Linked DNA regions of Homo sapiens: region 1 is linked to region 2. The links are chromatin loops, found by intact Hi-C in ENCODE. Cell type or tissue: endothelial cell of umbilical vein. All regions are shown on one strand. Each heading gives the region's core, and the rest is flanking DNA. Links, peaks and the distances in the headings are about the cores only.

Region 1 (5,000 bases), core at 1-5,000, 130 kb after region 2:
AGAGAAATATCCCTGCTTTATTCTCCTTGGACACACGGTGCCTCAGGGGCATGTGTGTGTGTGTGTGTGTGTGTGTGTGTGTGTGTATGCATGTGTATATCTTAAAACTTTTGCAGGGAAGTATTACTGAAGGCTTTTGAAGAGTCAAACATGTAGCTCAAGGGAAGCCAGCACACACTAATTATTAATCCTGTTGAAGAGCCCTGGTTGACCAGAGAGTAGGATTTCTGTTTAGTTTTCCCTCGCTCTGTTGTATTTGCACATCCTTGATGATTTCATGCCTTTATTATGGGCTTTATTGATTTGCTGGTATGTAGATGAGACTCCTGGTTTGTCATGTAGGAGTGCTTCTTATCCTGAGGAACTTGATGGTGATCTAACTACCTTCGAGCAAACCAGTGGCCATTTACTGGAAGGGGTGGGACATCTTGGGCCATAACACTAAACCTATCTTTGGCAGTCATTCAGAAGCAAAGCATAGGTATCCTTCAAGACTGTTTACATGCAGTTTATAATAAGGCGTTAGTTGAGTGAATTCCATGTCTGAGTGTGGATTAGTCCAACATATTTTGGTACTCTGGTGTGCATCACATTAATGGCAAGGTGTTCATTATTGCACAAAGATTAGTATGGCTCTCAGGTATTATTTGAACACTCCAGTGAGTTTTCTTTTTCTTTTTCTTTTCTTTTTTTTTTTTAAGACAGATTCTCATTCTGTTGCCCAGCTTGGAATGCAATGGCAGGAACTTGGCTCACTGCAACCTCCACCTCCCAGTTTCAAGCGATTCTCCTGCCTCAGCCTCCCAAGTACCTGGGATGACAGGCACCTGCCACCATGCCTGGCTAATTTTTGTATTTTTAGTATTGACAGAATTTCATCATGTTGGCCAGGCTGGTCTCAAACTCCTGACCTCAAGTGATCACCTGCCTCCGCCTCCCAAAGTGCTGGGATTACAGGTGTGAGCCACTGATCCTGGCCTCCAGTGAGTTTTTTCTGACTTTTCTCTCTGCACAAGGTCTCTTGGAGGAAGGTTGAGGAGAAAGAAGTGGGAGCACTGCTGAGGGCTGGTGCTGATCTTCTGCCTCTTTCCAGTCTGGAAGCTTTAACTTCCTCCCTACCCCTGTTACTTATGCAGCATCTCAAAAATTCTGAAATTACTCAGAATTTTAAATTGGCACAAGGCAGAGATTCCTGCATAGTTTGACTGCTGTCTAGGAGCCACTGATCTAAGACTAAGTGCTGAAATACAGGAAAGAACTGGTTTCTTTTCTCCTTCCAGCCTAGCATCACCCCTCAGAGAAAAAATCATAAAAAAGAGGGACTGAGCTATCCTTCTCATGATTCAGTGGGCACTTTCTCCCCTATTGGAGGTCTCATCATGCACATCAAGCCAATGTAAAGGGCAGCTGTGGTTCTTGAATCTGTGGCTGAGGACATTGCCATACTGGCATCTGAAAGGGCTGGCTTGCTTTCTCCCGTTGGCCAATCTGTGATAGCCTCTGGTCAGCCCCAGCCTCAGCAAGGACTTGCTGCAGCTGGGAGCATCTGCCTTTTCTCTCCCTATGCCCCCTCTCCCTCAGCCCTGGATCTCTTCAACACTGAAACAAATGGTGAGAAAGGAGGCTGTTGCCAGAGCAACAAAAGGATTCTTTAGAAATACACTCAGGCTGTGTTTGTTCTTACAACTTACATTTTGGCAAAAATGTGACTGGATGAGAAATGATCGTAAGCATATTCTTTTGCTACACCTAATTTTAAGATATAAATAGGCCACAGGCTTGTGTAGCCTTCACTGTCTATAAAAAAACACAGCATAAATAATCAAAATCTTGATATTCTGAGTTTAGAAACTGGGTGTGAAAGAATCTGCTACTTCAATGGAAATCCCAAACTCTGGGCTAACTTAAGCAGTAATGAAATATAATCATTGCCTGTTATGTGAATCCAGATAGCAGGATCTGCCTTCAGGGCACCATTAGGTGGACACCCGGCTGATACTTTCTAAATACTGTGCACATGTCCTTGACATTCAGCACTCACTCAGTAATGAGGGTTCAGGCCTCACCTGAATGTGCCTGTGAAACACGGACCAATTTGCCTCACTTTTCTGAACCATAGTTTTCTCACTTGTAAAATGGGCATAACAATAGGTTTATACCTCAGGACTGTTCTGAGGATTAAGTTAGATAATATATGAGAAAGGCTTAAGCATAGTGCTTAACACACAGTAAATAATAAATGGTAGCTATAGAATCATTATCAAAGTATTTCTGCTTTCTTGGCAAGTTTTAGTATATTATTTGTTTCCCGGATTTGTTGCATTCTACGGAACAGGGATATCTTGTAGCTTTTAGAATTGACCTTACTCTGTTCCAATCAAACACAAATACAGTGTGTAGGGGCCTTCCCTGTCCTTAAGAGCCTGCCTGTGTTGGAGCTCAGGGTGCACAGCAGTCCTGTGGCTTTGGTGTAACCAGGGGTGTCCTCAGATCATTTTTTTAAAAGGCAGGAGAGAGCAGTCAAATTGACAAGAAAACAGAGCTCCTTCCTCCCCCTCCCCTTCCCCTGACACACACATTTTCCATTCCTTCTCTTTCTGGAGGCAGCTTCTAGCCGTTGAGTGTTGATTGCAGGTGGCTTCTGAGATTCTCCTGGCGGAGTAAATCACAGGTTGATTAGTCTTCATGAGGTGAGAACTTGTCCAAGGACTTGGCAGAGGCAGCAACACACATCAGTTTGCATCCCTCTGGGATTCATTACAAAAGCCGGGTGATCAGCCAGCAGGGTTGGCTTTTTGCCAGCTGTCTTCCTTAGGTTGTGACCTGGATGTAATCCATCGTGAAACCATAGAATGCAAAGATCCAGGTTTTCCATGACAACATCAAGCAGTTTGTTTTTGGAAATGCGTGTAGGGCTCTCTTAGAAGTCCATGGAATCCCCAGTGACTCAGGTTTGGGACCGAAGCCATTAAACTGAGCTCAGGATTTGGCTCACTTGTGCTGGCTGGGCCTATTCCACAGGGACTGCCATAAGCATGAGCCACCGGCCAGCTGCCTGCTATCTTCCAGTCTTCCCTTTATGCTGGGCTGGCTCTCACACTCTACTCCCTCCAGCCCTCTGCCTGCATGGGTCTCAGTCCAGCAGGACAGCCTTAGCAAGCTGCCCCACCAGTCTGACCAGATAGATTGCCCTGGGGCTGAACCCTGCCTCTGCAGGGCTGGGGTGAAGGGTGTGTGGTCGTGGGAATGGCGCTGGCAGTGGCGGTGAAGGGCCTGGTGTATGCAGGCTCAGCCTTCTTGGAAGTGAGCAATGATTGAGGGTGAAAGAGGACAACATGAAAAAAAGCAATAAAAGGAAAAGCAGAGACAGACACGTGGGGGTTTTGCCTTTGCTGCTTATATAATTGCTTTTGTCATAAATCTGATGCATGGAAGTATGGGTGGGCATACGAAATGCAGCTGATCACTCTCCAGGATTTGGTATTCTTACTGCTTTTTACACAGGGTAAAAAATCACCTTAAGCATCAAGGTTATGACCATAGCCCAACCCCATGACTGATCTCATGCCCTACTCATTCACTCTCAGGCCCAAAAGACAAGGTCAGCCACTGAGAGGAGAGAAATCAGAACAGGGGCTTGGGAAGCATAGGGAGATGGACGGAGATGCCTGGCACACATGGAGCCCTGCCTCAGAATTTTTCTCCTGAAAAAGTCACCGGGCTTTCTCTGGGGTGGTGTGACCTTGGTTGCCCACCTTCAGAACACCCTCAAAGAGGCATGGGGAGAGTAGAGGGAACAGCCCTTCCTTTTGTTCCTGGTGAGCACAAGGCCCTGAGGACTTCTGGCTGCCAAAGGGAGGCTCTTGGTTTCTGGCTGTCCAGACAGATGATGCTCCACCAGAAGTCAGGTCCAACAGTTCCGTGTCTGAATCAGTTTTAAAATACCACTGATAGGACACATTTCCTAATTCATCAGCCTTTAGTAGTCCCTTGGTAAAAAGTAAAAAAAATGCAGACATGTTATGAGAAGGTAGGTCAGAATTCAATTTCAGTCCTAGGCACTTGTATTGGATGCCTACTATGTGCAGAGACCTGTAGACGCAGGTCTACAACTTGCTGAGTTCTGCTTCCAGGCTGTATTAGAGAGTCATCATTTCACAAACTGTACCATAGAGAAGCAAAAGAAATATAAAATAAATAATATATAAAGGGAATGAAGAATTCAACCATATCATAAATAAAAAAATGACTGCTGAAAAGCAAGTGGACCAAGCAGGTATTAATTTAGTATCTCTAGAGATGGGGACCTGTGTTTGTTTGTTTGTTTTTGAGATGGAGTTTCGCTCTTATTGCCCAGGCTGGAGTGCAATGGCTCGATTTTGGCTCACTGCAACCTCTGCCTCCCAGGTTCAAGTGATTCTCTTGTCTCAGCCTCCTGAGTAGCTGGGATTACAGGCACCTGCCACTATGCCTGGCTAATTTTTGGTATTTTTAGTAGAGACGGGGTTTCACCACGTTGGCCAGGCTGGTCTCGTACTCCTGACCTCAGGTGATCCACCTGCCTCGGCCTCCCAGAGTGCTGGGATTACAGGCAGAGCCACCGCACCTGGCCAAGACGGGGACCTGTTTTTAAAGAATGAGTTGGAAAGTCTGGAAGGAAATGGCAAACTCTCTTAAAATTCTGATATAGCAGTTGATATGCAAATAAAATGCAAAAGTGGTTTGCCATGGCAACTACTTAATTGTCGACATAAATTATCACAGAGCCATGGATGATCTATATTCAAATTACATTAACAAATAATCATTTAAGCATGGCCCTGAATATTTACATGAGCAGTTCTGGCACTCTGTTGTAGGGGCTTAATGCAAAGGTGGTATTCTTTTAAGCTATAAAGCCACTTCAAAAATAATCTGCATCTTCTATGAAGAACTGTCCTACAGCGCGGTCAGCCACATTTATGAGCTCATTTATGTAGATGGTCTTCCCAGTAGCTTTA
Region 2 (6,020 bases), core at 486-5,485:
TTTTCTTAAATACAATAAATATATTTAAGAAAATGTAAGATGAACTTCACTTGCTGAGAATGTAAACTAGTTTTGTGTATGTCTACAAAATATTGAATACGGTTAAAAAGGTGTGTTATCTGCACATTTTCCTAAACTTTAATCAGCTAGATCAGGAGAAACACCCAACTTTGATTTTGACAGTTGGCAGGTCCAGAAAGGAGAACCTCAGTGTATTTGGATTTTTCTTCTGGGTTTGTTCTGACTTTGATTTAATAACATGTTATAATGATTAAGTGGTTTTATGGAGACTATTTTACAAATATTTTTGTCAAACTTTATTTAAGACTTCCAAGGTATTTACTTGGGGGTGAACTTTGGAAGTTCAGTCAAACTAACTTTCACAACTCTTCACCTTAAAAAAAAATAAGCAAGGAAACCTGCACCCAGTTATAGTATTTGAAAGAAGAATATTTCAGCTGGTTAATAATGAACAATGTTTAACGCTGAGGTGACATCAGCAGTAGAAACAATTCTTTCCTTGTGCCTTAAGCACAGAGCATGGTTCAACTAGACGTAACCAGGTTGTCTGGCCTTTGACTGCACAAGGGTAATAGGTGGATGATAGTAGCCCAGGTTGATGTATGGAAACTAGGGTGTTCTGACAGTTTTAAAGCTCTTCCTGTTTGTGGGACTAAGAACATTTCCCTTGTGGGCTGAATCTCTCTGGTCCTAAAAGCACACAGATTCCCAGGAACCCTTGCATTGCTAATGGGCAGCTGCACATGTGTGTGGTTCCCAGGTCTTCATCTCCAACTGCTTTGCACACCCTTCCTCTGAAACATTTCCTTCCCTGCCTTAGAGAGGGTGGCCAGGCTCTCCTACTCTCTGTACTAGGATAACTAACTCTTGTTTTCATGTCCACCAGGGATGAGGTTTATCTACCTTCTTTTTTGAGGTTACCAAATGGCCCTCAAGGGCTACTGGTGTTAATTTGCATTTCATTCATTTGTGGCATAAATGAGAGTGTGCCAAGCAGGCCCCAGTGAATGCTTGTTGAATTGCAGGCACAACCGTTACTCCTCTTACTGCTGTGGATTTAGGGTAAGTCCAGTGGGGATGATTAATCATTGTTAGTCTGTGTAACCAGCAATAACACCTCACCTCATCCTTGCCTGCTTAACAGGGTTGGAAGGACAGAGACTAAAATTTTAACTGGTTATCTTAATGGGGCTATGAGTGACTAATTTTTTTTCTTTATTTTTCTGTTTCTCAGATTTTCTACAAGTAGTATGTTACTTTTTGAAATGAGAACTAAAGAGCTGGGGAAGTATTTTGGTTTTTGTACAAAACTGGATCAGTGGTTTTGGTCACAACATCATACATTGCTTGATATCCATGGTGCATCCTTTGTAAGGCAGTTCCTGTCTTTAAACAGAACTGACGTTCCTACTCATTGTTGATATAGTTATAAATACTGGAAGGCTGCAGGAATGTAACTAGGACTGGGGGTTGCAACCCAAATCCAGAATGGGGCAGCTTCCTCTGAATGATAGGGAAGACCCCACCCCTTATAATGGGTATGTTTGGTATGTTTTCATAAACATTTTAAGTGTGATTTGAGAGGTGTTTCTGTTGTATTGATAAGAAGTACTGAAATAAACCTGATTGATAAGAAATACTGAATTAAATAAGTGCTGTACTGGCATGTTTGATTTTTTTTTTGTTTTTTAATTTCACTGTTCAGTTGAACCTTAACCAGCAGTGAGATCTTAAATATTTCTTTAGCAACAAGCTCCCCACATGCCCGGAAAATTAAGAGGGACTCTTTTTCCTCTCCTGATTCTATTGTTCAGCATTTTCTTTCTTTCCACACTGTGCTGTGTTGTCGGGGCACCTGGAGTTCAAGCTTCCTTTCTCCTGGGGCAGGCTGCAATTGGACTGAATTTCACATGTTTTCTAGTTTTAAGGCATTTAGCCAGTTGTTTAAGGAAGGCTGTAATTGCATTCACAGGAGCCTCATTCAATCTTCAGATAAGTGGTGCATGGCACACACTTATTAAGGGCAAAATAACTTCTTAAAAAATTAACTTTCTCTTGCTCATAGAGAACACATTTTCTGAATTAAAAATAACAGACTGGATAGTCTGGGAATTACAAACTTACCAGTAAGCAGTGTTTTTGTATTTGTAAATGACTAACACTTGTATATTAAATAGATACGTAAGAAAAACATGGCTCACAACTTTAAAAACAATCTAAAATCACATTTGTTTTTTTTTTAAAATGGCCAACTGTCCGTTCTTAGAAGATGATTCTACATTCTAGAGAGGTATGTCTAAACAGATACTCTTTCATTTGCTCCTTCTTACAGTGGGCCTTTCAGGGTTCTTCTGCAGTGAAAACTCATAATTACCGACTTAATTACTGACTCTGCATGGATTCATGCTGTAATTCGTAGCATAGTGTGCCGGCTTAAACTGGTGACTGTAAGTCATTTTTGATCTGAATCCTTTTGGTAAGTGGGTGTGCTTAGGTTGTCTTGACTATTTATGCATTTTGTTTGTTTGTTTGTTTGTTTGTTTTTCCCAGCTTGTGCTTAAGTGTATTGTAAAGAAAGGGCAGCATGAGAGGGAACTAAGCTGATGTGTGAAATGTTTACACTATGTTACCAAGCCAAAAAGAGCTGTAGTCAGGGACAGTATGGGTGAAGAGGCCACACTGAATAATAAGAACCCCAATGGTGGTGGTGGTGGGAAGGTGTGAGAGTTTGTGTGTACACCTGTGTGGACAGGTGGCTGGGGGGCCTCTTAGGATAGTCTGACCAGCCATGTTAGGCAAGAACCACTGCTCCTTTTGGTCTGGAAACTAGACTTCTGGTCCTAAGAGGCTTCTGGCTTTCTTAATATCCATATTGGTCAACAAAACTTGAATGTTTTAAAAAATTTTAAAAACTTAATAACTGCCATCCAATTAGATTTCCTCTAGTTTGGGATGTGTATATTTGATTTTTGAAACCTTGATCATGAGACTTTCATTTCTTCTTGTGAAATTTCAGCTTTCTCAGTTCTGGCATGTTTGGCCTGTCCAGATAGTTTTGAATTCTGACCTGGTCGTCTGTCTTGTCAGCCTTCCCTCTGGGCCACAAGTCATTCTTTGATACATGCAGCCCGTCAGCCACTCAGGTTCTTTGAGTCATTAACTGGTGCTGCTCTGTTAGCCTCCCCTTGTCATTCTCCTCCAGTCCTCTTAGTAACCAAGGGTGCGTCAGCCTTTGCAGGCGGCCGGAGGGCAGAGGGTTGGAGTCTGTGCCAAGATACAGAGGAAGCTAATCATACCCGTGACCTCGACCTCATTAACATTGTGCTGGAACCAAAGAGCCAGCATTCCATGGTATTGTTTGACTTTGGATTGTCTCTGCTGATTTACGATCACGAGGTCTATAGTCCTGCCCTCGAAGGGAGGCAGATGTTAGAGCCAGATGAGAATGTGAGACACAATCAGAACTTACTGCCTCCTTTTTTATGTTTTTTAATTTATTATTTATTATTGTTATTATTATTTGAGACGGTGTCTCGCTCTGTCACCCAGGCTGGAGTGCAGTGGTGCCATCTCGGCTCACTGCAAGCCCCGCCTCCCTGGTTACACCATTCTCCTGCCTCAGCCTCCCGAATAGCTGGGACTACAGGCGCCTGCTACCATGCCTGGCTAATTTTTTTGTATTTTTAGTAGAGGTGGGGTTTCACCATGTTAGCCAGGATGGTCTCAATCTCCTGACCTCGTGATCCACCTGCCTCGGCCTCCCAAAATGCTAGGATTACAGGTGTAAGCCACCACGCCCGGCCCTTATTGCCTCCTTTTAACTTCCTAAAAACTGGGCTTTGGGTTGTCAGCTATTCATTGGGTCCTGCTGATGGTGATCTGGCCCCAAGACAAACCAGCACTGACAAGACTTGAGTGAACAGTGTGAGGGAGGAAGGCCTCTGAGAGGCTGGTGCCCGAGTGGGGAGGCTGATGTTCCAGAGTTGTGGGTAGAAGTCCCTACCCCATCAGGAGGGCTTCTCAAGCTTGACTGTGCCCAAGAATTGGCTGGAATCCTGTTAAAATACAGACTCTGATACAGCAGGGCTGGGTAGGGCCTAGGATTCTGTATCTCTAACAAGCTCTCTCCGTGATGCTTCCCCTGCTACTCCCGTGGAGCTCACTTTGAATAGCAAGGCCTCACATTAAACTGGAGCATGAAAGAGACTATGGAATAGGCATCTGGCGGCTGAGAAATGTCAGGGCTGAACCGTGCATGCCAGGAGGGCCTGTGAGGTCTGACTTGAAGTTGGTCACCTGCTACTTAGGGCTGGCCTCTATCAGGATGAGACTGCGAGCCCTCAGCCCTGGCACTTCCATTTGGGCCTTTAATAGCTGTTGGGAGCCACTGTGCAGGGATGCCTTTAATCCTTTAGGGCAGGGAGGTTATGAGCTCTTCCAGTTGAGATATGGTAAAGGTATAGGGGAAGGCTTCCCCCCCTCCCCCCAAGCTAGTTAAAATGATTTCCTCATTACATGTTGGTTATATTCCATAAGTTTAACTAGATTAGGAAGGCTCTAACTTCCTTCCATTAAACCTGCATTTTCCCACATACCCTATAACTTCAAGGTTATGCGATTACAAAGCTTTTAAAAGGTTGCCTATTGTTTCATTTGGAGCATTATTTCTGAAACTTGCCTGACACTCTGCTAAGGTGCTAGCTAGACATATGTGACCAGACCCTACCCGGGGTTTTGGCTTCATAGGTCTGGAGTGGGTCCTGGGAATCTGTGTCTTTTAAACAAAGCTTCTAGGTGGTTCTTATGATCAGGAAGGCTCTAGAAAAACCAATTTAGAGGAGTATCAGTTTAGAAACCTGTCTGTCTGAGCTTGTGATATTGGCCATGTCTGAGGGACACCCTTGCCTGTTTATTTCTTGGCCTCCTAGATACTTGCTTGTGAAGGGCTGTCTTCTGTCCCATTGGATCCACTTCACTTTTTATCTTAATACATGCTTTTGCTTTTACAGAGAGGCTCTTATCTTGGATGGAGCCAAATCAGAGAGGCCTTTGTTAATGGTGTAAGAAGTCAGTTCTGTGAAGCCTTTATTTTTAGGAAGGTTTTACAGACACTGATTATTAAGTGCTCAAAGATACTGGACTACATAAGCTTTGGGCCTCTGTAGAGAAGTCTTTAAGAATGTCTCGATAGTGATTTTCCCACTCTTTCCTACTTTGGTTCAGACACTGGAGATAATGAGCGTTGTTAAGTAATGGATGACCAGAAATGGATGAAGAAGGGGCCCCATCCTCCACAGACCAGCTTGATTCTGATCCAGGTGAATTGGAAGGTTAAGGAGTTTGCCCTTCCACAATTGTATGAAAATTAACCTCTATTCCTAAAGATGCAGGATCCATCTCAGCCTTACCTTAGGGGCAAAGTCAGCTTATGAAACCAATGAAGTAGGAAATGGTCAGTGTGGGGGGATCAGCTGGATATAGAAGTAGCTCCTTACCCGAAAGGTGGAATTCACTTACTGTTGTACTTACAATTCTACCATTAGAGAAATTGGGTGAAGTGTTTCCCTTTAAGCCTCTTATTAGACGTGTAAGCACACAGAGGACAGGCAATGCATTTGTGATTTATACGTTAACAGGAATAACTTAATAGAATGCTTCTCAGGATCAGAGTATGCAAGAGTGGATTCTGATAGGGTGGAGTGTGGGGCACTCTTCAAGGAGGGCAGAGCAGGAGGCAGGGCCACAGACGGCAGCCTCAGGCACCAGGTGTCCAGGCAGCTCAAGAAGAGCACAGGATGCCTGGGAGGGCACTAGGCAGAACTTGTTCCCATTCATTTAATTGGTGTTTGTGTGCGCGTGTGTGTGTGTGTGTGTGTCTGTGTGTGTGATGGGAACTTTAATATAATTTACGATGCATTTGGCACACTTCTAATGTGGCCATTTCACATACTAGTTGTAATGAAAAGCCAGGTGATCTATATATGAAAACTAAGACTAAA

The links. Hi-C counts contacts between places; a loop is a spot of excess contacts. Peaks named below come from ENCODE experiments on the same cell type or tissue, not always from the same donor. Only the 100,000 strongest peaks of a DNase experiment are listed, where the experiment ranks them.
Region 1: a loop joins it to region 2, with 4 times the contacts of the local background. A loop is called at or near these places in 5 of 110 quality-filtered maps.

What each region holds. Positions count from the first base shown.
Region 1 is chr5:78,503,028-78,508,027 of GRCh38, reverse strand. The region is part of intron 4 of LHFPL2 (LHFPL tetraspan subfamily member 2); the gene reads left to right. Among named protein-coding and RNA genes, the nearest start is that of LHFPL2, 140 kb to the left of the region's middle. RefSeq lists an enhancer at 2,650-3,158. In endothelial cell of umbilical vein, for the core only: no CTCF peak of the experiment used is centred there; a DNase peak (open chromatin) is centred at 2,907; H3K27ac peaks cover 1,507 bases.
Region 2 is chr5:78,635,877-78,641,896 of GRCh38, reverse strand. All of the region lies in intron 1 of LHFPL2 (LHFPL tetraspan subfamily member 2), which reads left to right. Among named protein-coding and RNA genes, the nearest start is that of LHFPL2, 9.9 kb to the left of the region's middle. In endothelial cell of umbilical vein, for the core only: no CTCF peak of the experiment used is centred there; DNase peaks (open chromatin) are centred at 926, 1,896 and 3,296; H3K27ac peaks cover 3,090 bases.